Linked DNA regions of Mus musculus: all the other regions are linked to region 1. The links are chromatin loops, found by intact Hi-C in ENCODE. Cell type or tissue: left cerebral cortex. All regions are shown on one strand. Each heading gives the region's core, and the rest is flanking DNA. Links, peaks and the distances in the headings are about the cores only.

What was found. Peaks named below come from ENCODE experiments on the same cell type or tissue, not always from the same donor. Only the 100,000 strongest peaks of a DNase experiment are listed, where the experiment ranks them.
Region 2: it touches region 1 in a loop (2.0-fold over the local background); 10 of 42 quality-filtered maps call a loop at or near these places.
Region 3: a loop joins it to region 1, with 7 times the contacts of the local background. A loop is called at or near these places in 15 of 42 quality-filtered maps.
Region 4: a loop joins it to region 1, with 4 times the contacts of the local background. A loop is called at or near these places in 20 of 42 quality-filtered maps.

The regions. Positions count from the first base shown.
Region 1 is chr5:130,135,718-130,143,211 of GRCm38, forward strand. Tpst1 (protein-tyrosine sulfotransferase 1) reads left to right here. Exons shown (of 6, transcript NM_001130476.2): 6 at 1-16. It also overlaps a transcript of Kctd7 not described here. Among named protein-coding and RNA genes, the nearest start is that of Kctd7, 5.4 kb to the right of the region's middle. In left cerebral cortex, for the core only: a CTCF peak has its summit at 3,905 (motif pointing left); a DNase peak (open chromatin) is centred at 3,890.
Region 2 is chr5:130,077,295-130,084,788 of GRCm38, forward strand. It overlaps Tpst1 (protein-tyrosine sulfotransferase 1), which reads left to right and starts at 2,076. Exons shown (of 6, transcript NM_001130476.2): 1 at 2,076-2,367. In left cerebral cortex, for the core only: CTCF peaks have their summits at 3,154 (motif pointing right) and 4,408 (motif pointing left); DNase peaks (open chromatin) are centred at 2,479 and 3,227; H3K4me3 peaks cover 773 bases; H3K27ac peaks cover 733 bases.
Region 3 is chr5:130,020,008-130,027,501 of GRCm38, forward strand. Asl (argininosuccinate lyase) reads right to left here and starts at 4,374. Exons shown (of 17, transcript NM_133768.5): 1 at 4,287-4,374; 2 at 4,035-4,089. The coding sequence starts at 4,046. Gm40334 (a long non-coding RNA gene) reads right to left here. Exons shown (of 3, transcript XR_868562.1): 2 at 5,790-6,015; 3 at 5,121-5,187. In left cerebral cortex, for the core only: a CTCF peak has its summit at 3,838 (motif pointing right); DNase peaks (open chromatin) are centred at 3,525, 3,911 and 4,364; H3K4me3 peaks cover 1,009 bases; H3K27ac peaks cover 343 bases.
Region 4 is chr5:130,040,328-130,047,821 of GRCm38, forward strand. It overlaps Crcp (calcitonin gene-related peptide-receptor component protein), which reads left to right. Exons shown (of 6, transcript NM_007761.2): 4 at 1,879-1,973. Among named protein-coding and RNA genes, the nearest start is that of Crcp, 15 kb to the left of the region's middle. In left cerebral cortex, for the core only: a CTCF peak has its summit at 4,012 (motif pointing right); a DNase peak (open chromatin) is centred at 4,024; H3K27ac peaks cover 332 bases.

The DNA of each region.
Region 1 (7,494 bases), core at 2,154-6,153:
AAATGTGAAGCACTCAATGGTCCCGTTTTCAGTGCTGTCATTGAGAGCACAGACCTGAGACAGTGCTAAACCGACTCCTGTGGGCTGTGCTATAGCTGCCCCGCCCCCTCCCCCGGAACAGTCCCCGCCCCCCCCCAACAGTCCCCGCTCGCTTTCCCTGCCCTGTTGCCTCCCTTACTCTCACTCCCTTTCTTCCCTCTGTGTCTGTGTGTGCGCGGGCGTGCGTGTGTGCTTGTGTGTGTGTGTGTGTGTGCGCGTGCGTGTGTGGGTTCACGTGTGTGTGTGTGCACGTGGGTGTATGCGCGTGGGTGTGTGTGCGTGTGTGGCCATAGGTTGATGTCCGGTATCTTATGTCACCCTCTACCATATTTTTTGAGACAAGGTCTCTCAGTGAACCTGGAGCTTGTGTTTTGGGCTGGCTGCTAGACTAGCTGGCCAGCAGCCCTAGGAATCTGCCTGCGCTTCCTCTCCAGCATTGGGGTTGCAGAGGCTAGCACAGCCGGCATGCCTGGCGTTTTTTTACACAGGCGCTGGGATCTGAACTCACAACCGCATGGTTTCACAGCAATCACCTTACCTGCTAAGACATCCATCTCCTTAGCCCTTGGCACGATCACTTCTTAATGACATTCTGTATATTTGTTTTGAGACAGGGTTTCTCTGTATGCCTGGTTGGTTGTCCTGGAATTCACTATGTAGATCAGGCCAGCATGGAACTCGCAGAGATCTGCCTGCCTCTGCCTCCAGAGCACAGTGGTTAGAGTGCATGGCCTCATGCTCAGTCACCTAGGGACATTTTCTGTAACTTATTTCAGAGGCCTGCTGCCATTCATTTATGAGTCCTGTTCCAGTTGGTTCTGGCGTCCTGTGTCTAAGGTCAAAGATGCTACTTTTTTGCCGTAAGTCATTATTGTGGAACACAGAATAGCGGAGATAATACATAGTAACCACAAGTATCGATTATGTTTCCTCTGCCAGGTACAGGGCAAGATATTTTATGTGGCGTTCCGGTTTCACATCTGCAGCCGGTTTGGTCATATCCGCGTCACTAACTAAAGTCCCTTCTGCCCTGTCACTCAGCCAGACACATAAAGGTCACTCTCTTTCCGTCCGTGCATATACAAGAATACAAGACCTTTGATCCCACCGTCAAATATTTGTTGAATTTATCCATTTAACCTCCAGCTCCTCTGTCCCAACCCTAATCAAAGACTTCGCCCTCTGTGAAGACACCATTACAGTAAATAATCTCAGCAGACGCACCAGTCCCACTCTTGCCCTGGCCTCCTCTCCTTGGGAGTGGAGACCACCATCTCCTGCGATCCAGCCCCAGTTCTCGGCTCCATCCCTCCATAGGCCTCTGTACATTGTTTCTTTCCCTAGGATGTCTTCCCCTCTGCTCCTGACCTGGTAGCTGCCTCTCTGTCCTGAGGTCTCTGCAAGTCCAGTGTCCTCTGGAAGATTCTCCTAGCTCTTCTTCTAAAACCAGACACCTGTGCTAGTTTCCTTTGCATTGCTGTGACCAAGATAGTTGAGAGAAACAACTTCATAGGAAGAAAAGCTGCTTGTGGCTTACAGTCCATCACGGAGGGAAGGCGAGGGAAAGTGGCTGTCGCGTCTGGTTGCCCAGGAAGCAGAGTGGTCATGGTTTGACAGGGAAATGTTAGTGATCCCCCAAAACACACCCAGGAGTCGATCTGATGCAACTCACAGCAGGGTCTTTATTCTAGTCAAGCTCCCACAACGTACCACCGTCACACAGGACAGTTTTGGTGTGTGTGGGAGCCCTGAATGTCTATCGGGGCAAGGCTTTATTGTAAGCAGCAAGCAGGGAATACGTGTGCAAGCATCCAATTGGAAAGTTGCTGTGGCCTTTGACAAAATTGGCTAGTGCTGGGAGTTAGATCATAAACTTAACTTCTGCTCCCTCTGCATTGGTGGTCGTTAGGTCTCATTTTGTAGACCAAGGTAAACTACACTGTGTAGTCCAGGCTAACCCCAAAATTGTAGCAACCCTTCTGCCAGGATTTTAGATGTGAGCCACCATGCCTGGCTCTGGTCTAAGAATATATTTCTTTTTTTTTTTTTTTTTTTTTTTTTGGTTTTTCGAGACAGGGTTTCTCTGTGTAGCCCTGGCTGTCCTGGAACTCACTTTGTAGACCAGGCTGGCCTTGAACTCAGAAATCCGCCTGCCTCTGCCTCCCTAGTACTGAGATTAAAGGCATGCGCCACCACGCCCGGCTAAGAATATATTTCTTGAGCTTCATGAAGAAAGGCAATTCTTTTCCAAATGATAAAAGATATTCTTTTCTGCACTTTATTTATTGTTCATTTATTTGTTTGTTTTTCAAGGCACAGTTATTCTGTGGAGCCCTGGCTGTCCGGGAATTCACTCTGTAGACCAGGCTGGCCTTGAATTTATAGATTCGCCTGCCTCTACCTCCCCAGTGTTAGAATTGAAGGCTCGTGCCACCTCTGCCCGGCTTATCTATTTATTTAATTTATTTTTCTTTTTTAAAAGATTTATTTATTTATTTTATGTATATGAGTACACTGTGAGCCACCATGTGGTTGCTGGGATTTGAACTCAGGACTTTTGGAAAAGCAGTCACATGTGTGTGCTGTGTGAAAGGAGACCAGAAGAGGGTGTCAGCTGGAGCCACTGTGAGGGTCCTGGGAACTGAACTTGGGTTCTGTGCAAGAAAAGCAAGTATTAATAAGGAGTAGAGCCTTTCTCTAATCTTCTTATTTTGAGAAAGGGTCTCACGTAGCCTAAGCTGGCCTTGAATTCATGATACACCTTGTTTAGCTTCCCAAGTGATGGAATTAGAGGCATGTATTGCTATACAGGCAAAACACCCGTACACTTAAAACCTAAGATCTGTTTTTAAAAATAAGACGATAAAGAATGCAAGGAGAAAATAACATACAGCCCTTCTGTATTACATCCGATAACCAGCCATTCTGAGAAGGATCGCCTAGAGCGCCTCAAGAACCAGGGCCAGGGCAAACCGCTTTGCCCGGAGCTGGAGCCTGAACGATGGAGCTCGGGGTGGATGCTGTGCTGAGACCCACGTCTGTCAAGATCATGAATAAGTTCAAGGAAATCAAGCATCCTACGCAAAGTCGCCCATTGAGTAAGTGTTGTGGGTGGGGTGCGAATGCAGTGGCCTGGACCCAGAGCCAGGTCTTAATGACCTGCCAGTGACCATCACTACTCAGTCATTACCTGCCAATCAGCATCTTTCCACAGGAGCTTTTCTGTTAACTCGTCATTAGTACTCATGGGAACTTCTTAAATACCACCCTGGACTCAGTCATTTCTCAGGCACGATTGCGTCCTAAGGACTCCAGGTAGATTAAAGTCCTTAGGACTTTAATGTAAACCCTTATTTCACGAAGTCACAAGGCTTCTAGTATTCACTACCAAAAACAGGCTGGTAGGGAATTGGTTAGGCAGGGCATTCTTTTTTCCTTAAAATCTGGCTTGGTTTTTGTTGTTGCTTTGAGTCCTTTTGTTTTTATTTATTTTCAATTTGTAGGCATGTGTGTGTGTGTGGTGTATGTATGTACATATGTACGATGCTTATATAAGACTTGTGTTTAATATTTTTTACTTTTGATTTTGTGAGGTGGTCTGGGGCTTACCCTGGCCTCCAGCTATGGGATGATTTTGAACACTTCCCTCGGCCTCCCAAGTGCTAGGAGCTCACTCCCATACCTGGCCCTATCTTCTTAGAAAAATAAATAAGTGTGTCTCATCCACTCCAGAGTTATTACTAAGAATCTAGAGTTGGTCGATTTTCACAGCATAGCCACTGTTTGGTGTTACGTAGTGTAGAATTCTGACCTTGTGGTCTGGCTCTGATAGGAAAAGCCTAAAGTGCCCTCTGCTGGCCAAGCATGGAATGACTGCCGAATCTGAAAAACTTTTGCCATAGGAAAGAATTATGAACAAATGGAAGTTCTGTCCACTTTGGACCCAGTGAGTAAAGGCAGCTAAGGTCACGCCTGGCAGCTTGAGGTCTATCCCAGGAACCCACATGCTGGGAAAACCGACTCCTACGCGTTGTCCTTTGGGCCTCAAATACACAGACTACGTAAGAAAAAAAATACATGAAAATATTATTTTTAAAAAGAGAAAGTGGGGTTGGAGCTATGGCCTGGTGATGAAGAACACTTGTTGTGCCTGGCAGTGGTGGCGCACGCCTCTAATCCCAGCACTTGTGAGGCAGAGGCAGGTGGATTTCTGAGTTCGAGGCCAGCCTGGTCTACAGAATGAGTTGCAGGACAGCCAGGGCTACACAGAGAAACCCTGCCCCCAAAAAACAAAACAAAACAAAAGAACACTTGTTGCCTTTGGGTAGAACTTGGGTGCAGTTCTTAGCACACACATTGTATGTGTAACTCCAGTTCTGGGGGAATCCACTACTTTCTGCTCAACTCTTCTGGTAATAGGCAGGCATTTAGTGCATGTACACACACGCACACACACACACACACACACACACACATGCTTATGTGCACTTACGACATTCATACATATAAGTCTTTTAAACTTTTAAAAAATAACAAGGAGAAGGTTTTTTCTACAAAATGTCCCCCGCAGTGGGGTTATTATTATTATTATTATTATTATTAAGCTGGATGTGATGGTGCACACTTGAAATACCAGTACTTCAGACTTGGAGGCAGGGGGATCAGGAGTTTAAGGTCTCTTTGGGTTGCATAAGAGCATGAAGAGCCATCCTGGGCTACACGAGACTCTACTATAAACAAACAAAGACCATTTTTTAAAGTTTTTATTTATATGTATTGCCTGCATCTCTGTTTGTGTACCATGTGAGTGTCTGGTACCCAAAGAGGCAAGAAGAGGGTGTCGGGTCCCCTGGGACTGGAGTTAACAGATGGGTTTTAATCCACCAAGTGGGTGCTGGGAATTGACTCCCAATCTTCTGGAGGAGCGGTCTGTGCTCTTAACTGCTGAGCCAGCTCTCCAGTCCCAAAACATGGATGAAGGGGGTTGGGGGAACCCAAAAGATTGAATTCTCTAATCCTACAGGTGAGCTCTGTCCCTATGGTTTTGAATAGTGTCATTGGCATGCCTATGTAAGTATAATACTTTCATCTCTTCTCCTCTCTCTCTCTCTCTCTCTCTCTCTCTCTCTCTCTCTCTCTCTCTCTCTCTCTCTCTGCCTGGTTATCTTTTTTAAAGCTATGATCTCATGTATCCCAGGCTAGCACTGAATTTTCTAGGTAGCTGAGGACCACCTTGAACTGCTAATCCTAATCCTCCTGCCTCAAAGGCTGGGGATACAAGACACATGAGGACCCACCCTGCTCAACATATTTTCTAATGACTTACTACTTAAACGTATCCTTTTGAGTAACGATTAGCACTATTGATGCCATCGGGACTTGGCTCCTTATTGGTCTTCCCCACTAGATAATTGCAATGTGAATCCAGAACGAGGCAGAAGCTCATGTATATAAGTCAGATGGAGCTGGTTTGGGCTGAGATTTCCATCCCTTTTCTCCCCAGCGGTGGTAAATGTTGGCCAGAAAACCACATCTGGCTGGCCACACATACTCATTTCTTGTCTGTGGTTGCTTTCTTGCTACAATGACAGAAACCAAAAGGCTTGCCAAGTCTGAAGATTTTACTCTGTGGCTCTGGGCAGAAAGGGCTGGCTAACCTACGCTCTTGCTTGTTTAATCCTATATTGCCTCAGGAGTAGTAGTGCCTCAAGCCTTACATTTTCCAGCCAACTAAAAGGATTCAGCGGAATTCAGTTGCAAACGTCAGAACTTCAGAGCTGGTAAATCAGGCGCGATGGTGTATCCTCGGGGGATGCAGACAGGGCCATTAGAAGTTCAAACTCATCCGGGGTTGCCTAGGGAGCTCCAGGTCAATCTGGGATATGTGAGTGAGACCCATTCTCAGGTTAAAATAGAGATTGGAAGCACAGCTCAGCAGAGCACTTGCTGCTTTTCCAGAGGACCTGAGTTCAGGTCCTAGCCCCAAGTCAAATGGCTCACAACCACCTGGAATCCGACCCTCTCTTTTGGCCTCTGCTGGTACCCATATACAGGTCCAGAAGCACCCAGAGACGCATAAAGAAAAATAAAATCAGGAGAGTAAATAGCAACTGAGTGAGCACATGAGGTTCCTTTCTTTAAAAAAAAAAAAAAAAAAAGTTTCCTTTGGGTAGAGTTGGCAAAAAGATTAACTCAGCGCCTAATTTCAGGGTTTGGTGTCATGTGACATAATTCTTTGGTGGAGTTCCAAGGTATCACAGCCTCTATTCTCTGAGATTTCTGCATCTTCATGTGCTGCCTAGCCCATCCTCAGAGGCCCCCTACTCTTCTGCAGCTGCCCTGCGAACTGGCTGGAAGTTATTCCCAGAGTGGTGCGGTTGGTAACTGCATGCTGCCAGCGAGTGGCCCTCCTTCCCAGACCTCCCCCTTTATCCCTTCCTACTTTCCCAGCAGCCCTCATCCCAGGCTGCTGACCTTGGAGTTCCTAAGCTGTATAAACGAAACCAAATGGGAAAGTGCATTCCTAAAGGAAATTCTTGGCAGAAGTAGAAGAAAGCTCCAGCACAGAAAACTGATTACAGGGGGCTGGAGAGATGGCTCAGTGGTTAAGAGCACTTGCTGATCTTCTAGAGAACCTGAATTCTGATCCAAGCACCCACATTGGCCAACTTAGAACCTCCTGTATTTAGCTCCAGCTCCAGGGGATCTGAGGCCCTCTTCTGGATGCCCTCACACACAAAACCCAGACTCACATCTCTGTCCTCATTTCGTCTCCTTCTTCTTTGTGTCAAAGTCCTGGTTGATTCCACACAGGCGAATCACTTGAGTATCTGCCTTAGCCTACCCCAGTTCCCTTCACCGCGGAAGGCAACAGAATGAATGACTGAGCCATCTTAACTGCCTCCTCTTGACAGTGTTCTGTTTCAGGGGCTTAGAAAGGCGTTCAGTTGCTGTTCAAAATCTGAAAGTCATCTTGGATTCTAGGACCAGCAGAGGCTCACAGAATAGACACCCACCCACCACTCCATAGGAAAAATTATCTGTGATACTGAGGCCGCACCTGGAGTAGGAATTATCCTAATCAGCTTGAAAGGATTTCTTTGGACCAACTTACAGAATCAAAACCAAGACAACCCACATCTTGACTAGTGCATAGCCTCTGCCTCAATCTGTCATCTACTTAAGCCTAAAGTTCATCTGATAATTGGCATGACCATTTCCTCTTCGCAGTGTGGGCCATGTTGATTAAATCTCTGATTTTCTCTTTTAAGTGGTTTATTGGGACAGGTAACAAAAGCCTATTGGAGCTGTGGAAAGATGCGGGGCTTCTTCTGAAGGAACCTCCCCCAACAGAGGTCACACAGTCGATGCGTGACTGAGACGTGCTGCATCAAATGGGTCATCTGACTAGCTGGGAAGAGCCTTCTGGGAGTGCCTGTTTCTGTCTGTGTCCTG
Region 2 (7,494 bases), core at 2,356-6,355, 58 kb before region 1:
CCTATCTACATCCCCAAACTCTGTCTCTCTCCTTCCCCTGCACACCTAACCTACCTTTCCATTCCCGTTTGCAAGCTCTTTGCCACAGCCTTCTTGTTCCAAGATTCTCAGGAACTCAGTTTTGTACCTCTGAGTTTCCCATCTCCCCATCTCCCCATCCTTTTGCCATGCCAGATCCTGGAGTGATGATTTTTATAACAGTACCCCTTCCAGGTTTTTGGCTTGTCTTGTTTTCAGTGCCTGGAGATTAAACCCAGGCACCGAGTGAGCTGGACAAGGGCTGTACTGCTGAGTTATATGCCCAGCATCTCACTGGGATCCTAGGTAGCTGCTGTACTATTGAGTCACATCCCACACAGAAAGCATGAGTCTAGGCAAGAGACACCCCTCCTCCACCCCCCAGCCTTTTACTGTAGGAGTCTAGGCAAGTGCTCTACTGCAGAATCGCACCCCTGGCCAGTCACTGGGGGCTTCCAGAAAGATGTGAGTGATGTCCCCGGGCCCTAACTGTGGGGTGATAATAAATGACGTTTCCACAAACGTTTACGGATCCCTCAACTCTAGTCTCAGTAAATCTCTAAGACTGGACATCATTCTCTAGGTGGCACTTGCTCACAGGAGGATGACAGGCGTTTCAGATTTGGCTTCTAGGTCCCTGAGCCCATGCTATCTCCAGAACCCGTGCCAATAGAGTTGAAATTACTGCTTTGATGGAACCTGGCGGAGACATGCACGGGGATTGTAGGTGGGGAAGAGCGGTTTCCTCTCTCCCTCTCAATTCTCTCTCCCCTCTTCGTAGTTCTCCCTTCTCTCGTGGAATGGTTCTACTTATGTATGCCTGTGTGTATGTATGTATGTATGTATGTATGTATGTATGTATGTGTAACTCAGACTTGCCTCAAACTCAGTACATAGACAAGAGTGACCCTGAACTGCTGACCTCCTGGCTCCCCCTCCTAAGTCCTGAGATTGTGAGCATGCTCCCCACTTCCTTCTTTTTTTTTCTTTCCTCTGCAATAGAACTTCCTGCAGCACAGACGGGCCCCAGATTCACCCACCGTGAAGCTGAGGCTCAACTTCAATTCCAGGTGCTCATGCCAGAGACTGGCTTGTGCTGGGTTAATAAGCACGTGTCACTCTTTCTGGCTTCTATGGTGCTAAGTGACGCTCTGGGTCAGGCATTCTAGCAGCTGAGTTCCATCCCCAACCTTTCTTTTTTAAAAAATTTAAACTCCGAGACAGGATGTTGCTCTGCAGCCCAGATAGCTCTTGAATTCTGTCCTGCCTTGGCCTCTCGAGTCTCAGGATAATAGCTATGAATCACCTTGCCTGGCTTCAGGGCAGGGTGCAAAGGGAGGTTGAGAAAGGATTTTGTCCTGTAATACATTTTGGCCTGGAACTCACGAAGCAACCTAGAATGGTTTCAAACTCCTGGCAATCCTCCTGCCACAGCCCTCTGAGATATTATAGTGGTTAAGTCATCGCACCTTCTTTCATTTATACATCTTTATTTTCAGACAGGGACTCATGCTGTCCAGAGTGTCCTTAAACTCCCCCTTGTAGCCAAGGACGGCCTTGAAGTTCTGATCCTCTTGCCTTGTATGACCTCAGTATTGGGATTCGAGCTATGTACCACCATATCCAGTTGATGCTGGGGATGGAACCCAAGGCTTCACGCCTACTCTCCCGACTGAGCTCCATCCTCAGCCCTCACTAATACTTTTCTGTGGTACGGAATACTGTGCAAATTGACTTGTGTGCTTGACAGCTGCGTCAAGCAATGGCCAGGCAGTGCAGGGGACTTTTTAGGAACACTATTTTTTGTTTGTCCCTGCCCTGTTTCAGGGATGAAGGTCTTCTTGGACATGTGAGGGTCCCGGAACAAGTCCTGGCTCCCCTCCAGTTAGGCCACCGGCTCTGTTACTCCAGCCACAAACTGCCCGTGTAGGCAGCAGCAGGGTATAAGCCCTTTTTGCGAGTTCGACAAACGCTGGCCCCGGATGTCAGACCCCACCCCGCAGCTCCTGGCTGCCCCGCGGGCTCTCTCTCAAGCCCCGCCTCCCCCCGGAACCGACAAATCAGAGAGGCGGACACATCGCGCGGCCCGGCTGCGGGTAGCCTATGGCGGCGTGCGTGAGATCCCGCGGCCACGCGGCGGCGGGAGGCAGGAGCTGAGGCGGCGACCGCGGCCAGTCGCTGCTGAGGCGGCCGCGGGTGCGCTTCTCGGCGGGGCCGGGCAGGGCCGTCGCCTGGCGGTGAGGACGCGCTCCCGGGGCGGGCGCTATGGCCACCAACTAGGGCGGCCGGAGAAGCGGCCGAAGCCCAAGATGCCGGAGCGACGGCACGGCTGCGCCTCCGCCATCGTAGGTAAGCGGCGCCGCTCTCCGGGCGCCGAGCCCGGGACGCCTCCATCCTTCATCCCGCCTGCCCCTTCCCCCATCCCCCGGGCCGCCCGGCGCCTCCCGCTCCTTTCGCCTAGCAGTCCCGGTCGCTACTGCCATGTCTGCCCAGCAGGCATTCGGCTCTCCACTCACCGGATCCCGACTCACCTGCGCACGCACGCTCACTGTGATATCCCTAGCCTTGATGGAGACCGTCATCCCGTTTTTTTGAGGATTCCCCCACCCCCATCCCCATGAGACATCTCACTGTTTACCCCAGGCTGGCTATGAATTCAGAGTAACCCTTGCTGGCTTTGAACTCGATTTAGCCTGTAGCCCACATCGTCTTCGAACTCCCTGTGTATAGCCTAAGCTGGCCTCAAACTTAACTTTGTATCCCAGGCTGACCTCAGAATCACCATCTAGCCCAGGTTGGCCTCAGGTTCATCATGTAGATCAGGCTGGTGGTGGTCGTCTCGTCTCAACAAGGGATGACAGGCGTGGGCCACCGTGAGTCCCTTTTTCCATGTCAGTTGCTGACTCCCTTCATGGAATGGTGCATACCCTTTTAATTTGGAGACCCTTTTATATCCTGTTCACCTCCTCTGGCTTTAATCAGCCGCCACCTTTTCCTTTTCGTCCTCTCTTGACACTTGACACTTGGGACATTTACCATGCTCCTTATGCCAGTTCCATAATTATAATTATTACTATTAATATATATATATATAATGCATGCATGTATGTATGTGCACGATGCGTGCGCTTAAGTGCCTGAGGAGGCCAGAAGAGGGCGCTGGGTACCTGGGAGCTGGAGTTAGAGGTGGGTGGGAGTCACCGCGTGGGTACTGGCAATTGAACTCCAGTCCTCTGCAAGAGCAGCAAGTGCTCTAAATCCCTGAGCGCTGGACTCCAGCCACCCCGCACTCTCACATGAGTCAGGGCCACAAACTCGTTCTAGACTGGCCAGCGCTGACTATAGTCTTGAACTCAAAGCAGTTCTGCCTCAGCCTCCCAGTTGTTGGGATGACAAGTATGGACCACTATGCAAATTGAGTGCCGTGCTTTAAACAGCGCTGGAGACAAGCAGATAGCCCAGGGGTAAAGGCTTGTGCTGCCAAACCTGACTACCTGAGTTAGAGCCTGCAAACCCAGAACATGGTAGAAGGAGAGAACTGGTTTCTGCAAGTTGTCTTCTGACCTCCACAGGAACCACAGCATCAGACACTCAGACCGTAATAAATATGTGAGATATGTCTACAAATAAGCATCATAGTTTGTCCTTAGGTTAGCTGTTCCCATAATGGGTAAGGACTTATTGATGGTCCCCACACAGTAGGTCTAGCACATGGAAGGTAGCCCGAACATTGGGTAGTACTTGGAGAGCCTTTGACTTCTGTTTGTATACATCTGAACCTACATTGCTGTTCAGATGTCTTTGCTTCTTGGCTCTGACTGTTGGCATAGTCTCTCTCTCTCTCTCTCTCTCTCTCTCTCTCTCTCTCTGTATGTACACATGTCTCTCACTTAACAGTAAATTGGTGGGTGTTAGGCCTGGGTTCCTAATGGTTTGTCCTCTTTGCTTATTGTTTGTGCTTATTTGATTCTGATCTGTCCTTTTACCTCAGGAAGAGGGGTCCTCAGTCGCCTGGGTGCTGGGATTATAGGCATGTGGCACCAGCATGCTCAGGGTGTTTGCTTTTATTCAAAGTTGTTTTATTCAGTTCCTGTTTCTGGTAAACTTCAGCTTTCAGTTTTCATCTCTGCTTGATGAAGTCATCTCAGCATTTCACACATGGCTGCTTGTCCCTTCCTTCCTCTTCTGCCTACCTGTGACCTAAGCATGTATGTATGCATGTATGTATACCATTTCTCCATAGAAATCGTAGAACCAGGGACTTGTAGATAGAGCTGGCTTAGCAGTTAAGAGCTTGTACTACTCTTGAAAAGAACCTAAGTTCACCTTCCAGAACCCATGTTGTGCGGCTCATAATTGCCCTTAACTCCGCTCCAGAGGATCCGGCGCCCTCTACTGGACTCTGGTGCACCTGCACTCATGTGCATATATCCACATACTTGCACACAACATATGCACAAAAAAATATACCTTTCATAATAAATGTCAGAATCGGCTTCTTACTTCTTGCTTTGGGTCTGTCATGTATCACGTTATGACCTCAGTTCTTTTTCTCTCTTCCTTGACAGAAGGTTGGCTCAGGCATTGGGTGTGCTCAGCCAGTGCCTGAGATGATTGTGATCTGCCCTGTGGGTGCTGAGAATTGAACCTGGGATTATCTGGAAGAATAGCAAGTGTTCTTAACCACCGAGCCATCTCTCCAACACCCCCAAAGTGATTTTTAAAAAAGATTTATTTATTTATATGTGTGTATGTGTCCATATGACTTTGTGCACATGTGTATGTGTTGGGGGTGTATATGCTAGAACAAGGCATCCTTGTGACTGTATAGCAAGCACTTTTAACAGTAGAACTCTCTCACCAGCCTCCAAAAGGATGCCTGACCTGAAGACTGGTATAGGAAACAGCAGGGAGAGCAATAAAGTGTAATAAAGGGGAAGGAAAGGGGCGGGGTCAGATCTCACTGTGTGTCTGCTTTATAGAAAAATTAGCTCTCTCTTTCTGCTCTTTCTTTTCCTCCCTCCCTCCCTCCCTCCCTCTTCCTTCCTTCCTTCCTTCCTTCCTTTACTCTGTAGTCCAGGCTGGCCTCAAACTTAGAGATCCACCTGCCTCTGCCTCTCTAGTTCTAGGATTACAGGCATGGGCCACCACCTCCCTGCTTACAGAAAAGCTTTCTGTTAATCTTCCTTTTCTGGAGGTTTGTGTGAGTGTGGGTGCACGTGTGTGTGCTCAGAGGACAGCCTTGGTGTTGGTCCTCACCTTCTACGTTGTATGGCCTAAGGCAAGGTCTCTTCTGTTTCTTCACCGTGTATGTCAGGCTAGCTGACTGGCAGGCGTCCAGAGAGCCTCCAGGTTCCACCTTTCACCCTCTGTGGGAACATTGAGATTATAGGCATACACTACTTACTATGTCTGGCTTTATGTGAGTTCTGGGGGACCTAGACTAAGGTCTTCATCATTGTATGGTAAGCACTTTACCCCACTGAACCATTTTCCAGTCTTTGTGCCTTTTTTTTCTTTTTCTTTTTCCTTTTCCTTTTTTCTTCTCTTTTCTTTTCTCTCTCTTTCTTTCTCTTTCTTCCTTTCTCTCTCTCTCTCTCTCTCTCTCTCTCTCTCTCTCTCTCTCTCTCTTTCTTTCTTTTTCTTTTTTGTCTAGGATCTCACTCTAAATTATGGTGGCCCTTAATTTGCTACGTTCCTCCTGCCTCAGGCTCCTGAGTGCTAGTATCACAAGCATGAGCCATCGTGCTGGGCTACCTTATGCTTTGTGTCTACTGTCAAAATTACCCGTGATGGTTCCATTTGCTTGTTTACATCGTTTGCCTCTTTCTCAGCCCTAAGGGCAGGGCTTTGAAATGAAGATGGGCTTCTATGTCTGCAACCTTTACTGTGTCAGGTAACATGAATAGACATTGATAATAGACTTTTTTTTGTTTAATTATTTGATTTTTAATTGTGTGTGTGTGTGTGTGTGTGTATTACTGTGGGGGAATGTGTAAGTTTGTGTCAGTGAGTATAGTGCCTGCTAAGGCTGGAAGAGGGCACCAGGTCTCCTGCAGCTGGAGTTATAGGTAGTTGTGGGCCCCTTGAGGTGATGTGGGTCTTCTGCAAGAGCAGCAGCCAGTGAGCCATCTCTCCAGCTTAGAGAATCTGTTTTGAAAAGAGCTCTCTGATCCTCTGGTAGTGTTGTAGACGAGCAGTTAAGACAGAGGCAAGACTGGCTTCGTGGAGGTCTGCACAGGATGGTCGGTGAAGATGGTAAGGCCTGCGGAGCTCAGGGATAGATTTGAGGATAGTGTTGGGGAATTGGGAATCAACTTCAGGGTCTTACGCATCTGGCTAAGCAAGCATGCTGCTACTGATCTGAAGTACAACAAAAGCCCTAAGACCACGTCTCCATTTCTGGCTTTGGTAGCTGTCCTGGTCCTGTTGGGAAATGCTGGAAATGGAGCAGGCTTTGAAGGGAAAGGAGAAACCTAGTGGTGTATGTTATAGAGCTTCTGCTTGCTCAGACTCACCAGGCTTGCTGGTATAAGAATTCCCTGGAGTTTTGGATTCCTTTGATGAATTTTTCAGAGTTCTGAGAAAGCTGGCCTTAATCATTTGCTAGTGTTCTTGTTAGTTTTACGAAGAGCAGACTTTTGGAAGCCCCCACTCCACCATCCTAGAAGTGTGTGTGTGTGTACACCAGTAGTTTACCACTGTGCCTTAGTCCACATTTCCTGTTTGTTCAGAACATCAAACAGTGCTGAGAGCTGTTCTTGGGACATTTGAGGGCTTTTCTGAGCTCTCTATGAATGTCTCATTCCCCAGATCTTTAGTCTTGATTGTTCCGTGTGCGGTTGCCGTTGCCTGAAGCTGTTGCATTAACTAGTCTGATTATTTTCAACAAATGCTTTGAGGATATGACCGTTTATATGAAGGCATCTCTGATTCCATTCAAATGAAGATAAGTTTTAAGAATGGGACTTTTTCAGTAAGCTGCCAGACAGGGTAAGTTGAGGCTCTTGAGGCCATTGTTTTGTTGGGAGCTGCAGTCCTGTCCTGCCCCAGTCAGCGGCTGCTCATGTTCAGAAGATGTTTATGAGGCTGTTGGTTTTCAAGGTTTCTTCAGAGCTGGGAAAGGGAGTGAGGCAAATTATAGAGCCGCCACACTCACTTTGCTGGCTGAGAGTCAGCCTTCTTTCTTGTATAAGCATTCCTTGGATTTTTGTAAGCCTTTGGTGAGTTTTCAGAGCTCTGAGAAAGCTGGTTTTGATGGTGTTGTCAGTTTCCTGCACTTCCATGAAGAGTGGACTTTGGGAAGTCCTACTCTACCGACCCAGGAGTTCTCCTGCCTCTGCTTCCATTTATGGAGAAGGGGTTCCTGCATTATTTTGGCACATTTGTTTAGGTCACTGATAACTCTGAAACAGTCCAGATCCCTGTTTCTGTTTTATGTTGTTATTTCTGTTCCCCAAGAGTAAACTGACTGTT
Region 3 (7,494 bases), core at 1,711-5,710, 120 kb before region 1:
GCATGCAAGGAGATATGATAGAAACACAATTCAGGGTTCTTTCTCACCACATGGGATGGACCAGGGGGACAGTGGCATTCCCGGGACCACACCAAAATTGCTTTTCTCTAGCCGATAGATCACATTGTATAATTGTTGTTATTTTGTTTTGCTTTCCTTGTTTTCCGAGACAGGTTTCTCTGTATAGCGCTGGCTGTCCTGGAACTCACTCTGTAGACCAGGCTGGCCTCCGAACTCACAGATCCACCTGTCTCTGCCTTCAGAGTGTTGGGATTAAAGGCGTGCATCACCACCACTCTGTCCAGCCCCTATTTTTGTATCATTGTTTTTCTAAGACGACATTAGCTGATCCCCCACCTCCAGCCACCAGAGAGCAGCAGGATAGGTCAGAGAGGCTTGTGTTTGGAAAGAGAAGGACACAGGCCAGGATATGGACAGGCCATAGGAAGGGGTGCAGAATATACAGGAAACAGCTAACCCAGGACCAGCAGAAAAGCATGGTAGGGACACTGGTGGCGGACATGGAGTGTGTGAGTCTGTGTGTGCAAAAGCCACAGGGAACATAAGGTTTCTTCCCCTTGGGTATACCATATAACTCCTTGAAGTCTCAGTTTTGCCTCTTTACAAATAAGGAAGGTTTGTACCCACAAGATAGGCTTGTTATAAGCCGTGACCCTTAAATACAGTTCACCCTGTTGTGGTGACCCTCCCCCCCAACCATAAAATTATTTTTGTTGCTACTTCATAACTGTAATTTTGCTGCTATGAATCACAATGTAAATATCTGTGTTTTCTGATGGCCCCACACAACCCCTGGGAAAGCCCCACCCTCAGAGGGGTCGTGACCCACAGATTAAGAACCAACGTTATAAGCATTTAGTTTGATATCATTTGCAAAGCGAATACATACTGAAGGAAGACTGAGGGTGTTCAGGGTTAGGGTGTGCTCTGTTTTCTCTGCTTTGTGTGTGTGTGTGTGTGTGTGTGTGTGTGTGTGTGTGTGCCTACACACACACAGGAATGCTGGAGTCAGTGGTGTCTTCCTTAATTGCGCTCTACCTTATTACTTATTGCTACTATTAATTTTGAGACAGGGTGTCTTAGTTAATATTCAAACCATCACCCAGGACCCCACTCTGTATCCTTGGCTAGCTTAGAACTCACTATATAAATGAAGCTGGTCTGGAATTCCTGGAGATCTTCACCTTCTGTCTCCCCTTCCACCCACCCCACCCCCGTGCTGGGATTACAGTGTATCACCAAGTTCTTAGAGACACTGTCTCTCACTGATCCTGAATTCAGCTAGGCTGGCTGGTCAACAGCTTCAACTTCTTCAGCACTGGGACCCAAATTCAGGTCCTTACCCTTGCAAAGCAAGCAGTTTACCAACACTGCCTCCTGAGCCCTGAAGTGTCTCAAGGGAGCAGGCGCTTTGCTCTGGCCCCTGGCTAGGAGCCCACCCCCTCTGTGCTCAACCGCCAGAAGGACTCTGAACCGCAGAAGCAGCCTCCAGCATCACCCCCAGCTCTGTGAGAGGATCTACACCTGACCTTCGAAGGATCTCCTTCAACACCCTTCCCCCCTGGGCCCCTGGGGCCTGTGGGTCAGGGCCAGACAGTCAGTATGGAGAAACAAGTCAGGAGGCTGCAGGGGAAGGCCCAGGAAGCATCCTGCCACTGCCTTCCTTTCCAGATTTTCGGCCTCTGTGCCTGGTTTGTTGGTAATAACAACTCCTTAATAAGCAGGACAGCAGCCAGAACAATTAGTATCAACCCACAGAATGGCTTCAGGCAAGCTGAGGCCATCTGCAGCCCAGACCACTGTGTTCCAGGAGTGCAGAACTCTGAGCTCTAATTCCATCAGCAGGCTTCCAGACACACACTCCCCCTTGACCCCACCCATTCCTATATTTGGAATTTAACCCAGGGCCTTGTTTGTGAGACACAGGTGGTCTACCACAGAGTCATAGCCCAGTCCCTTAGTGAGAGATTCTAAGCTGGTGTTTCACCACTGAGCTACAACCCCAGCCATGTGTTTTGGCTTGTGGAGATAGGTTCAGGCTGGACCAATACAAATGGAGAGGGTATTGCTGCACGCTGGAAGCCTGGGAGAAGGGGAAAAGGGCCGAGTGGAATGAGTAAGATTCAGTTTAAATGCACAAGAGAAGCATCGGAAAAGTTACTGTTAGCTGGGTGTAGTGGTACTCACTTGTAATACCAGCATTAGGGAGGCAGATGTAGGAGGATTAATAGTGTGGGTTTGTTTGTTTTTTTTTTTTTCTTTGTTTGTTTTTCAAGACAGGGGTTCTCTGTGTAGCCCTGGCTGTCCTGGAACTCAGTCTATAGACCAGGCTGGGTTTGAACTTATGGAGCTCCTCCTGCCTCTGTCTCCCAAGTGCTGGGTTTAGAGGCATGGGCCGCTGCAATTACATGGTACTGCAATTACATCCTTTTATGAAGTGGACACCAACACCCCTACTTCACAAAGGAACTAAGAGGTCAAGGACCCTGGTGTACAAATCACATCTGTTTGGCTCCAAAGTCCAGCCCTTGTTCCTGACCCTCCGCATGACCCAGCAGCTAAGCAGATCAGGCCGTCGTAACTCAAGTGAGTTAAATCTTTAATCGGAATGATGAGCTACGAGGAAGGAGGTGAGTTGCCAGCTAACGAAGACCAGAAGGGACCACACATGCAGGCATCTGCTTCCCTACAGCCTCCATTCCCTAAGAGTTCAGAGCTATGACTCTGAGATCCATTCCTTACAGGTGAAGCCCAATAGCTGTCATCATTCCATTTACCAGCTAAACCAACCAAGCCCACGGGAGACCTATATCTTGCACACCTTTCACTAAATAGGAAGACAAGCCAGGGATTCCTGGCCCAGAGGAGAGGACAGCGACACCCTAGGGAGTCACTGGGGCCACGGAGAGAGGTCCCTCCCTCCTGGCCGGTTCTATATGATGGACCTCAAGGACAATTTAGGGACTCAAGTTTTCCTATACATGGGAACAAGCGAATAGGAGGAGAGAGTTATCCTATTGGGTGGGGCCTGACAAGAGGATGTGGGGTGAAAAGCGGTATGTAAGGAAGATGAGGTAGCTAACTGGGTAAAGGCCCTTGCTGCCAAGCCTGTTGAAAAGAGAATCCACTCCCACATTTTGTCCTCTGATCACCACATGTATGAGAGCTCACATGGACATACTTATGTACGAACAAACAATGCTAAAAAAAAAAAAAAAAAAAAAAAAAAGTGGAAAGCTTTCATGTGGTAGGTCACACCCGGAATCTGAACACTCAGCAGGTGGATGCAGGTGACTTGTCAGACGCTTAAGGCCAGTCTGAGTAGAGGTGAATTCCAGTCTAGCCTGGGCTAAAAGTTAGCCACTGTCTCAAAGAAAGAAAAACAGGGGCTGGAGAGCCGGGCTCAGCCAGTAAGAGCATGGAGGTTTGGTCTTCACCCACATGGTGGCTCTCAAACATCTGTAACTCCATTCCTTTAGATCCCACATAGGGAGTAGCCAGCCCCGGGGTTCACAGACGTCTATACATGCAGGCAAAACATCCATACAAATATACATTTTAAAATAATTCTTTAAAAAGGGAAAACGCAGGGCTCAGTGGCTCATACCTTTAATCCCAGCGCTCTGGGAGGCAGAAGCAGGTGGATCTCTGAGGTCGAGGCCAGCCTGGTCTACAGAGCGAGTTCCAGGATTACACATGGGAACCCTGTCTCAAAAAACAAACGAGAAAAAAAAAAAAAACTACAAAACAACAACAACAAAAACAAAAAAAAACGGGGAAAACCGCCCGACATAGTGGCCAATAGTGAGATCATTACATAAGCCACTAGGTGGCGCTGGATGGGCAGATAACGACGCGGACATCCCTGAGTCTACGTGAAGCCAGTCTTTGGAAGTGTGGTCGGGAATTTCAGGATCACTGCAGGTCTGTGTGGCAGGAGATGGCCCCCATACGCGGTTAAACCCGACTGGTTCCTCCCCGCTCCTTTGCAAGGTCCCCTCAGTCCTACACACCTCTGATGCCATGTTGGGCGGTTCCTCCTCCTCCTGGAGCTTCTGTCTTACGAATCTGGAAGACAAGACCACACTGACCAACTCGGCTCGGGAGGTCTACGGGGCAGGGACGGAGTTGGGACACCTGCTCGGCTTGCAGGACGTGGGCAGCACTCAGCAAGCGCACCACAGACTTCGCGTTCCTTCTTGTTTGTTCCCTCTGTCCCACGTTCCCTGGACCTAGTGGATCAAGACACTCAGGGACCAGGTTACCTTCTGGTCTCTCCTGGCTTTTTCTGGTCCGGATGGCGTCCGCTGCCCCTCTGTCTTGTCCCCGCCTCCTGGAAGAGTAGAGCCAATTGGGAGAGGTGGGTGTGACTCATCAATCACGCTTATGGGCGGGACCACCTCTGGCTAAGCTACTAGCAGCAGGAAGAGGTGATTTCCAGGGAGTCAGCACTAGTTGTACTGAGGTTCAAGCACACAAAACCTTTGCTGAGGTGAAGACAGACGACAGGTTTGTCATCCCTGCAGCACCCGGGAGGCTGAGGCAGGAAGATTGCTGGAGGTTCCAGGCCTGGGTTGCAGATGAACCTGTTTCAAAACCGTTTCAGCACTTGGGAGGCAGAGGCCGGCCGGGGTGGGGAGTGGGGGGTAGGGGTAGGGGGCTTGGGGGTGGGCAACAGGGACTAAAGAGTGAGACCTTGTCTTAAAGTAGGGGGCAGAGGTAAATCATGCTAAATCAGGTATGGTTTTGTATGCCGGTTATACCAGTACTCTGGAGGCTGAGGCAAAAGGCTTGCTTCAGGTTCCAGGCCAATACAGACTACTAATGAAGCATGGTGGTATACGCCAGTAGTCCTGGCTTTCGGGAGATTGATGGAGGAGGGTCAGAAGTTCTAGGTCATCCTGAGCTGCATAAGCCAGCTCAAGGTAGCCTGGGTTATGGAATTAAAAAAAAAAAAAAAAAAAGAAAGAAAAAAAAAGGCTGGCAGTCAGGCTGTGGAAAGATATCTGCTAAATGCTAAGTTACCTGTGATAACTGTTAGCACATACCTGCGATCGCAGCAGTCGGGAGCCTGAGGTAGGAATGTCAAGACTTTGAATCCAGGGCTTAGAGAGATGGCTCAGCACAAGAGCTAGCCTTGAAAGGTTGGCCAGCTGAGTTCGATCCCTGGAAATCATATAGAAGGTCGGCTGTGGGACTCATCTGTGGTCTCAGTATTTCTACTCAAGACGGGCGAGAAGACTAGAGGAATGTGGGGGCCAGCTAGTCTGGAACTTGGAGCAGTGACAAATATAAGAGAGGCCCTGCCTCAATAAGGGGAAAGGCAAGAATGGACCCCAAAGGGTTGTTCTCCAACCTCTACACATGTTCTGTGGCAAGTGGTGCACACCTCCCCTCCCCCACCCCCAAATAAATGCCTACCTAAAGAAAAGATGGATCCAGTGAGGTGCCTCAATGGGTAAAGGTGCTTATTGTCAAATCTTACAATCTGATTTTGATCCCAGGACCCACATAGTGGAAAGAGAGAATGACTTCACCAAATTGTCCTCTACACTCTATGCATATGCATGATACATACACATGCATGCATACTACATACATAAATGTACAAAAAAAAAGGACAAACCTCCCCCCCAAAGTTGGGATGTAGTCCAGTTGGTATTCTTTAGAGAGTCTAGAAAGGGATTCTAACGGGCAATTGAGGGTTAAAACTCAGGGCTTCCTTCAGTCTATCACGTTCATTCTCAAAGCAGGAGGTCTGGGCTTACCTTGAATCAGCACAAGAACATGGCTGGAAGAGTGGGCAGCGGCCACTGTGGAGACCAGGTGTGTCATGATAGACCTCCAATCATGGAGGATGCGTGTATGTATGTGCATTATGTATGTGCCTGATACCAGTGGCAGTCAGAGGAGCACGTGGGCATCCATGGAACTGGAGTTACAGACGACAGTGAGCCTCTGTATTCGGCAAGCTGGAAACTGAAACTGGATTCTCTGCAAGAGCAACACATCCTCTTAACCCCGGAGCCATCCCTACAGCCCCTTATGGACTATGGACGTTTTTAATCACCAACAGACCAGAGATGCTAGAGATAGCCAAGATGGGACTGGGAACATTCGAGGAGCATGCTCAGTAGTTGCTAGAATGTCTGTATCACACAATGCAGGACTTTAATCAAACTTCCATGCCTTGTGTAGAAACAAGTTTTCAAAATCATGCCAAATAGACCTAGATTATAGTAAGTGCTTAAGAGTTCTGGTATGGTTGGGCGTGGTGGCGCATGCCTTTAATCCCAGCACTTGGGAGGCAGAGGCAGACAGATTTCTGAGTTCTTAGTTCAAGGCCAGCCTGGTCTACAGAGTGAGTTCCAGGACAGCCAGGGCTACACAGAGAAACCCTGTCTTGAAAAACCAAAAAAAAAAAAAAAAGAGTTCTGGAATGGCTCAGAAATAGAGCACTCGCTTAGAATCTATGAAATGAGAAGGGCATGGCTCAGCACTGGACACTCGTCTAGAATCACCCAGGGAGGATTTGGAGTTTGGCTTGGCATTAGAGTGCCTGTCAAAAGAAGCTGGTGGCATGTCTCAGAGTAGAGCCCTCTCAGAGCAAGAGGGAGTCTTAGTTCACTCTCACCCTGTGAGCGTCAGCCTAGGAAACCTCAAGCTCTGGTTTGTATCCAAAGAGCAGAGAAAGTTTAGGAAACCTTAGGAGAAGCCTTGGGATACAGTTGGTCGAGTGCTTGCTTAGCATGCATGAAGCTCAGGGCTTGAATCTTAATCCTGCTTAAAGCTAGCATAGTGGTTCATGCCTGGGATCTCAGCTGTCAGGGGGTGGAAGCTGGGTCAGGAGTTTCAGATCTATTCAGGTTTATCCTCACTTGCATAGGTGAGTTCATGGTGGGACTAGGCTATATGAGATCCTGTGTCAAATAACTGAAACAAATGAAAAATATTTAGGAGAGTTAACTAGAGCTCTCTCTCTCTCTCTCTCTCTTGGTTTTTCAAGACAAACCAAAGAGAGACTGGTTCCAAGGGCTGGAGGTGACATGTGTGTGCCAAGACACCTGGCAATATCTTGAATTCTAACATATTGTAGGCACTGTGTTAAATATTTTATATGGATAGCCTTTTTAAGTTCTCATGGAGCATATCTAGAAGGTGGCCCTGATAATCGCCACGCTCCTCAAGGTGAGGAAAGGAGAGTCTGGGAGAGTAGGAGACACAGAGGCAGGAAGTGTAAAGATTAGCATCTCACATGCAATATCTGCCCATCTGCCCGGGAAAGCTCTCCAAGATCTGGCTAGTCACCCGAGGGATCACATTAATGAACAACCCACTAACAGGGTTGCCCCTGAGCCTCACATGACAATCACCCGCCTTTCCAGTCCTTTGGATGAAAACAAAGGGCAAGGAAAGGCTGGCAATGCAGATCACTAAGGAAGTGCTTTCCCAAGCATCCCCAGCACTGCTTGG
Region 4 (7,494 bases), core at 1,907-5,906, 96 kb before region 1:
TGCAGTGCCTTTCCTCTGGCTTGCATGGCACTGTGTGCAGGATCATCATTGTGGCTTGCGGTAACAACAACAACAACAACAAAACCAAAAAAACCAGTATAGATTGTTCGAAACAGTCCTGTCTGTTCAGGAGCCACAGCAAGCAGCAGTGGTTCCATTTCCCCAGGACCTCTAGGGGGACGTCAGAATGGCTCTGTTGGCATGGTAGCCCACTGACTATTTGACTGATAGTCCTTTAACTCAGTACAGGAGAGCCCAACAGTTACCCGTGAGGGGGTGAAAGTGTCTCGTTCACAGGGTCTGTGCTTATCTATAGGACAATGGACATCAGAGCTAGTGCTTATAATGAGAACAGCAATAACACTGATACTGACTTTAACAGTGTTTTAGCAATGCTTAACATCTGTCCAATGCCCAGGGAGAGGTGGGTTCCCCCTCATGTCCCAGGATGGAAGCTATTACGTTCACAGTGACAGCTTGCTACAAGGAAAGGGTTAAAATTAGCCAAGAGAATCAAGAAACAGAGGATACCCAAGTCATAATTCCCTCTGTGGTCGCATAGACTTGGCCATGTTACTTTCCTGCAGTCAGTGTGTGGCGCACGCATGGAATATGGCCAGCAGGCCCTGTGTGCCCTGGTCTCACTGCTAGCTAACCCTTGCTCTGAAACTATACAAGTGGAGCCAGCCACTAAGTTATGCTGATAAGCTTATGACCCGGGGGCCCAGGTATAGCATTCCAAGGACCTGGAGATCACCAGGTCTAGGACAAAGGCTAAACTCTCTTTATGCAAGCACAAATTCTTCCTCTTTTCAGTTTTTTGAGACAGGCCTTGGCTGTCCTGGAACTCACACACCAGGCTGGTTTGGAACTCATAGAGATCTGTCTGCCTCTGCCTCTGTAGAGCTGGGTTTAAAGGCGTGTGTCCCCAACTGGCTGGCCAGGTTCTTTACTACACTCAAAAAACCCCAATGCTTTGTTTAAGGGAAAACTTGGAAAATCTAAAAGCATTTAAAAGGAAGAGAGCAAAACTAATTCCTAAGGATGTTCTTTCCTGACGTGGTTGGGACCTGAAAGGAAGTAACAAGAAGGTATTACATTAAAATGATGAGTCAGCAAAACTCAAACCAAACACTTGACTGTCTTGGCTGGAGTGATGGCTCAGCAGTGCAGTGCTTATAGCTCCTACAGAGGACCCGAGGTTGGTTTCTAGCACCTGCCCTGGGTGGCTCCCACCCACGTGTAACTAACGCCAGTGTCAGAGATCCAATGTTGCTTTCTTTCTCTGCAGGAACCTGCACTTCTACAAACTTATGCATGTGCAGACACACAGAGAAACATAGAATTTAAAAATAAAAAAATAACTTGAAATTCTGGAAATTTTAGAATATTAAACTTTAGCACTGTTTTCCTTATTCAAATTTCTCCTGTCACGATTTTCTGTATTTGGATGTTTGCTTTCATGTATGTCTGCACCATGTGCATGCCTGTTTGCCTGTGGAGGTCAGAGAAGGGCATCAGATCCTTAGAACTGGAGTTACAGACGGTTGTAGCCACCATGTAGGTACTAAGAGTTGAATCGTGATCTCTGCAAGAGCAATATGTACTCTTAACCGCTGAGCCATGTCTCCAGCTTATCCACATCTCTACATCCTAGGGCTTGAAACGGCCCACGTTTGACTCCCAGCACCCACGCAAGGTGACTCGGCTGCTTGGAGCTCTGGTCTCAGGAGGTTCCAAAGCCTCCCCCCTCCATGAGTGTCTGTATTAAAGTGTATATACATTCATAGGCTCATATGAATGAAAACAAAATAGATCTTATTTAAAAACCTCACAATTTCGATAGCTTATATTTGCCTTTTGTGTATTTATCTTTAGACACTAAAGTACATATCAAAAACACCATGTAGGAACCAGAGTCCAGCGATTGTCCAAGAATTCCTCACAGCAATGAAAAGCCACAAGCTGACCAAGTAAGTAAGTTATCCTCAGGAGATGACAGGTAACAGGAGATGTGGCCTTTGAACAGCTGCATGTGACCGCTGCACCTGCATTCAGTCACTGTGACCTCACAGTTGTACACAGCACTGTTTTAAGGTGTTGTAGAAGGACAACTGAGAATGAGACCCATGGCCTTGTAGAGCCACAGCGTGCTTTCCTCGGAGTCTTTTCTTAGGGTCCCAGTTCCTGAAGCTCTTTACTGCCTGTCATCACAGCTGGATTAGACGAAAAGCAGGGTTCAGAATTACAGCGCGGAGTTGAGAGCATAGCACGGTACTAGTGCTTACCTAGCGTGTATGAGGGCCTTTCATCCCCGGCACTGTTGGGTGCTGGAGGGTGCAGGGAGGGGAGGGAAGACAGGCAAAAAAACCAACCAACCAACCAAAAAAACCACACAACCTAAGTACTTTCTATAAGGTGCTCAATGAAGTCACCCGACGTTGACACTTGTGTTTGCTTGAGGTAGAAACAGCTTGATTATCGTCTCCCTGAACATTAGGTGCCTGCCAACGCCTTAGATGTGTGAGTTTGGTTTACAGAAGCTAAAAGCACAGGCTGAGGGTTTGCATTAGGAGAAAGCCTTCCCATGTCTGCAGATCAGTGCTGATGTTGATGACTTCCAAAAGTTGCTCTGTAAACCACTGTCTGTCTGCTCGGCTTTTTGGTGTTTGATGGTAGTGGGGATCAGACCTGGGCCTCGCACATGCTAGGTGGATATCGCTGGTCCAGCTCTCCGGAAGCTTTGTCCTATTGCTCAGGATGACCATAGCTCACACAGTATTAAGCTCACTTCTCTGCCTCTGTTCTCTAAAGAACGCTGAACACAAAAATCTAAATCCTGTGTGTGTTGCCCTTGGAGGCCACAAGAGGACATCAGATCCTTTGGAGCTAGAGTTCCAGGGGTGTGTGTGTGTGTGTGTGTCTGTGTGTGTGTGTGTTGCCCTTGGAGGCCACAAGAGGACATCAGATCCTTTGGAGCTAGAGTCCAGGGGTGTGTGAGCTGCTTAATGTGGGTGCTGAGATCTAAACCCTGGTCCACTGCAGAGTGGCCAGTACTCTTACCTAACCACTGAACCATCTTTCCAGCGCCCCCTCTGCGGCCTTCATCCCCTCCCCTCCCTTTTTTGAATGACTCCGTTTTGCTAGAACTCCTGGTTGTCCATTCATTTCACGACAGCTTACTTTAGTTTCATGTTGTAGTAGTATCTTTGATAATTCTAAGATCCTTGTTAGCATGAGTTTGCTATCTCTCCATTTCCTTTGAAAATAAGTCATATTTTCCTGGTTGAAATAACTTTGTAAATTGTATCTTGGGCCTTTTGCATATTATATTCAGATAGTTTAGGCTGGCAATCCTATGAGAAGCCTCTGTTAAGGTGGCTCTTGTTTTGTAGAGTGTAGCCAAACCTCTGAGGGTTTTCATGGTTATCACTGACTATGGCAGTTCCTTTTAAAAATTATTGTAATTATGCAAATGTCTGTATGTGGAGAAGTTCAGGTTAGTGCAGATGGCCCAGGAGGCCAGAGGCAAGGGCTCCCGGGAGCTGGAGTTACAAGTGGTTGTGAACTGTCTGACCTGAGTTCAGAGAACTGAACTTGGGTTCTTTGCAAGAGCAGTGCCCTCTCTGAACCCCTGAGCCTTCTCATGATTGATTTTCAAGTCCTTTCTCAGGTGTTTGTGTGAACTATCTGGATATGGTCCCTGTGTCCTTTCCATGGTGGAGAACTGCTTGGCATGGCTAAGGCTCTGGGTTCCTTCACCGGTATTCCCTCCCACCCCCCAAGAGTGGGGGGAGTTGGAGAAAGGGACGAAGAAGCCTATAAAATAGGAACTGTCTTGCAAATTGATTCAAAATTGGTTGTAATCTACATAGGAATAAAGCACACTTCAGTAATCAGAGGATTATTGGCTCCCTTCCCCTTTTGCTGCCTTCAGACTAATTATTTATCAAGGCTTATGTAACCTTTTAAATAATATTGGGCAAGAGCTCCTGGCAGTGCTGCACAATGGCCAGGAGAGGGACCCAGCAAGCTTTTTTCACGGTGGCTGGCTTCTACCTCTTGGCCTGTGTGGCTGGTGAAGGGGCTGCATGCCAGCTAAGATGGCCAGTGTATTTTAAGACAGAAACCGTGTTTAACAGAGGAACTGCTGGCATGTTCTTTACGTCTTTATTTGATCTTGAAATCATCTTCTGTTTTGCTCCAGGGCTTATTACTTTGTGTAGTTATCTTCCCCGCTGGAGTCCGTGGGGGCAGGCCAGGAGCCGTGATTTATTGACTTGGTAGATTTCATCATAATACAGTTGGAGATCAACTCCGAGTCACTCTGGCACTGGGTGTTAAGTAATTTTGTATTTAGTGTGTTACCCGAGTCTCCACCCAAAACTGATTCTTGAATATTTTAGATTCGCCCTGCACTCTTTGCTTCTCAGTATCCGACTAGTAGCCTCCGTTCCTATCCTGAGATCACCCCTGTAAGGCACACAGCTATGTAGAATGACCCTTGCTCTCGCAGGCCAGCCCAGTGAGCTCTGCAGTCATACCGAGCATCTTCTGTTCTGCACACATTGCTCCAGGGGTTTGACACCATGTTTTTAGGACATGGACCTCAGACCAGCCAAGCTCAAGTACAGATGGTAGAGTCTCAGGTTTCCCTAGCTGTCTTCCCAGATCTGCTCTCAGAAGAGAAAAGCCTGCTTCTTCCCTCCTCACAGTTCCCCTACACTTCTCTTACAAGCCAGGGCTTCCCTTCCCTTCCTTTAGCTTGCCCTTCAGATTACACTTGCGCTGTGCCAGCCTGACTCTCTCAGCGCTGAGGTGGAGGGGACGTAGTGGAGAGGCACTGGGTGTCAGGTTAGGGGTACTGTTTTGTTCATGGTCAGATGAAGGGAGGCTCGGGTGCTGCTGAGGAAGTGCTGCTTGCTAGGCAAAGTCTGCAGTTGGGGATTGGCCTGAGGCTTTTCTGTGTCAGTCTGTAGTTTGTGATCGTTTCATGAAATGAAGACATTTGAAGATAGACTTCTGAAGGGCAGAGTTCAGAGGATTCTTGGGGATGAACTAGAAAAATTCAACTTCATACCAAGACCTTTGGGAGGACCCTGGCTGGAAAGATTGGACAGAGGTTGAGAGTACTTGTAGCTCTTGCTGAGGACCTGGGCTAAGTTCCTAGTCCCCAGAGGATTTGTACCTTCTGGACTTCCTGGGAATAGCATGCGTGTATGTAAGTGTATTGTCTGGTGTCCATGGCGGGAAGAGGAGGGTTTCAGTCAGGTCCTTGGAAGTAGGAGTTATAGACAGTAGCCTTCATGCACGCACTGGGAACCGAACCTGGATCCTCTGCAATAGCTCTTACTTAAGGAGCCATCTCTCCAGTCACACGCTTTCAGTCTTGTAAGAGATGTTTTGCTTGTACTGAAAAGTGGAAGGGTCCAGAGGGTGGAGCTGCTGTCCTGTTACCAAGACTCAAGGTAGTGGTGAGAAGGGCACATAAATACAGGTGCCCGGGAGCTGAGTCTTGCAAGTGGGTGAGAGGTGAGGGGTGGTGCCCAGATTTCTGACTCTAGGTCCTTGTAGACTAGAAGTAGAGTGAGGAGCTAGTGTGCTGGAAAGAGTAGTCACAGTAGTTTTAGATGTGCTGGTTTCAAAGCATCTGGTGCATCTACGTGGAGACGTGGCAGGGGGAGGGGCACATGGCTACAGAGGTCTGAAGCTCAGCTCACAAAACTCGGAAACATGAATTTCTCCATCAAAGCTTGTAGTAGCTCTTGAGATTGTGCCGTTTGTCTGAGGAAATCCCTAAGAGGATTTGGAGGGGAGGATGACAGACACAAAGAACAGTCAGAAAGACAAGTGGTCAACAAAAGAGTGACGCTGTGATCCATGGGAGGAGACTGAAGGAAGCAGTGGCTGGCGGTGGCCATCAGAGGTTGGTTAGGACACTCAGTTCATACGGTCCCGGCACTGGAGCCCAGGGTCTGCGAATGGTAGGCAGGAGTTTTAGCAACTTAACCACATCCCCAGCCCTGCTTCCTTGTTTGCCCAGACAACTCTCAGGGCTCAATGCAAAGTCTCCTTTCCCTCTTCTCTCCACTCTCCCCTTTTTGTTTCTTTTCATCTTTTCTCTCCCTCTTGCCTCCCATCCGCCCTGGACTGAGCACAAGGCTTCCTGCATATGAGGTCAGCACCTCTCTACTGTGAAATCTCATTTGTTGAGTAGATTGACTGCTAAATGTTTTAGGGGTTGCTGAGGCGCAGAACTTCATGGTGCTCGGGCTGTAATTGTTAGCACCTGCATCAGGGGGGAAACTGTTGTCGGCCGTTGTCTCCATCGCCATGGTGAATGTTTCTGCTAGAAGCACATGGCTAATGTGAGCTGGGGTGGGAAGTTATCTTGACTCCTGGGAAGCTTGGACAGGTCATTTCCTTCTCCATGTCAGAAGTGTTTCACGCTTGGATGCCAAGTGGAAAACAGGCAAGTGATGATAGCGGCCACTTCAGATGTGAGACTGTTGCCTCTCGTGACCTTCATGAGCTGTAAGTGCGACTCTGATTTGTTTTACAGACGTGAACCTGAGGCTTGGGAATACATGGCTTACACTGCTTCCCCAAAACCTGGCTAAGGCAACTGTGGTGTGCGTTTCATCTTTATCCAGAATTATCTTTAAACCCCATTTGTGTTGAACAGAACTAAAAGATGAGTTGGACTGAGGAGGAAATGTAGAACTTACCACCTGTGTAGGGATAGAGACGGTGACACCATTCCTCTGCCTTGATGTCCTGTCCCTGGAGAGATGCTCAGTGGTTAACAGCACTTGCTGCCCTTGCAGAGGACGTGGGTTTGGTTGCCAGCACTCAACTCGGAGCCTCATAACTGTTCGTCTCTCCAGACCCAGGGACTCTGACGCCCCCTTCTGGTATCCATGAGTAGTGCACATAGTACACATGCAGACAAACGCCCAGACCTGTAAATAAGATGAAATAAATCTTTGAAGCCCTGTCACCTTTTAACCTCTTCAACAGTGGGCTGTGTATCTCTTATGTCAGATGATAATTGCTGTAATCCTGACAAGAGGAGGAGGCAGGAAGATCAGGCATTAAAGTCATCCTGGGCCTTATACCAAGTTTGATGTCATATGGTAATTACTATCTTCAAAGCCCAGGCTGGCTCGAATTCACTATGTGGTAGCTACTTTTCTCCTTGCTGTGCAAAATGCCTGATAAAACCCATTTGAGAGGGAAAGGGTGGCAACCATATCACCCCACCCCAATTTACCCAATCTAGAAACTACTTCTTAGGCATGTCGAGAGGATTTTTTTTTCCCATGGTGGTGATAAATCCAGTCAAGGTGACAATCCATATTGAGCATCACATACTGTAATCCTAGTATCTGAGAATGAACAGAAGGATCAGGAGTTCAAGGTCACCCTCAGCTAGATAGCAAGTTCAGGACCAGCCTGTTAGAAGTAGAAATGAGATGCCCCATGGGGAAAGGT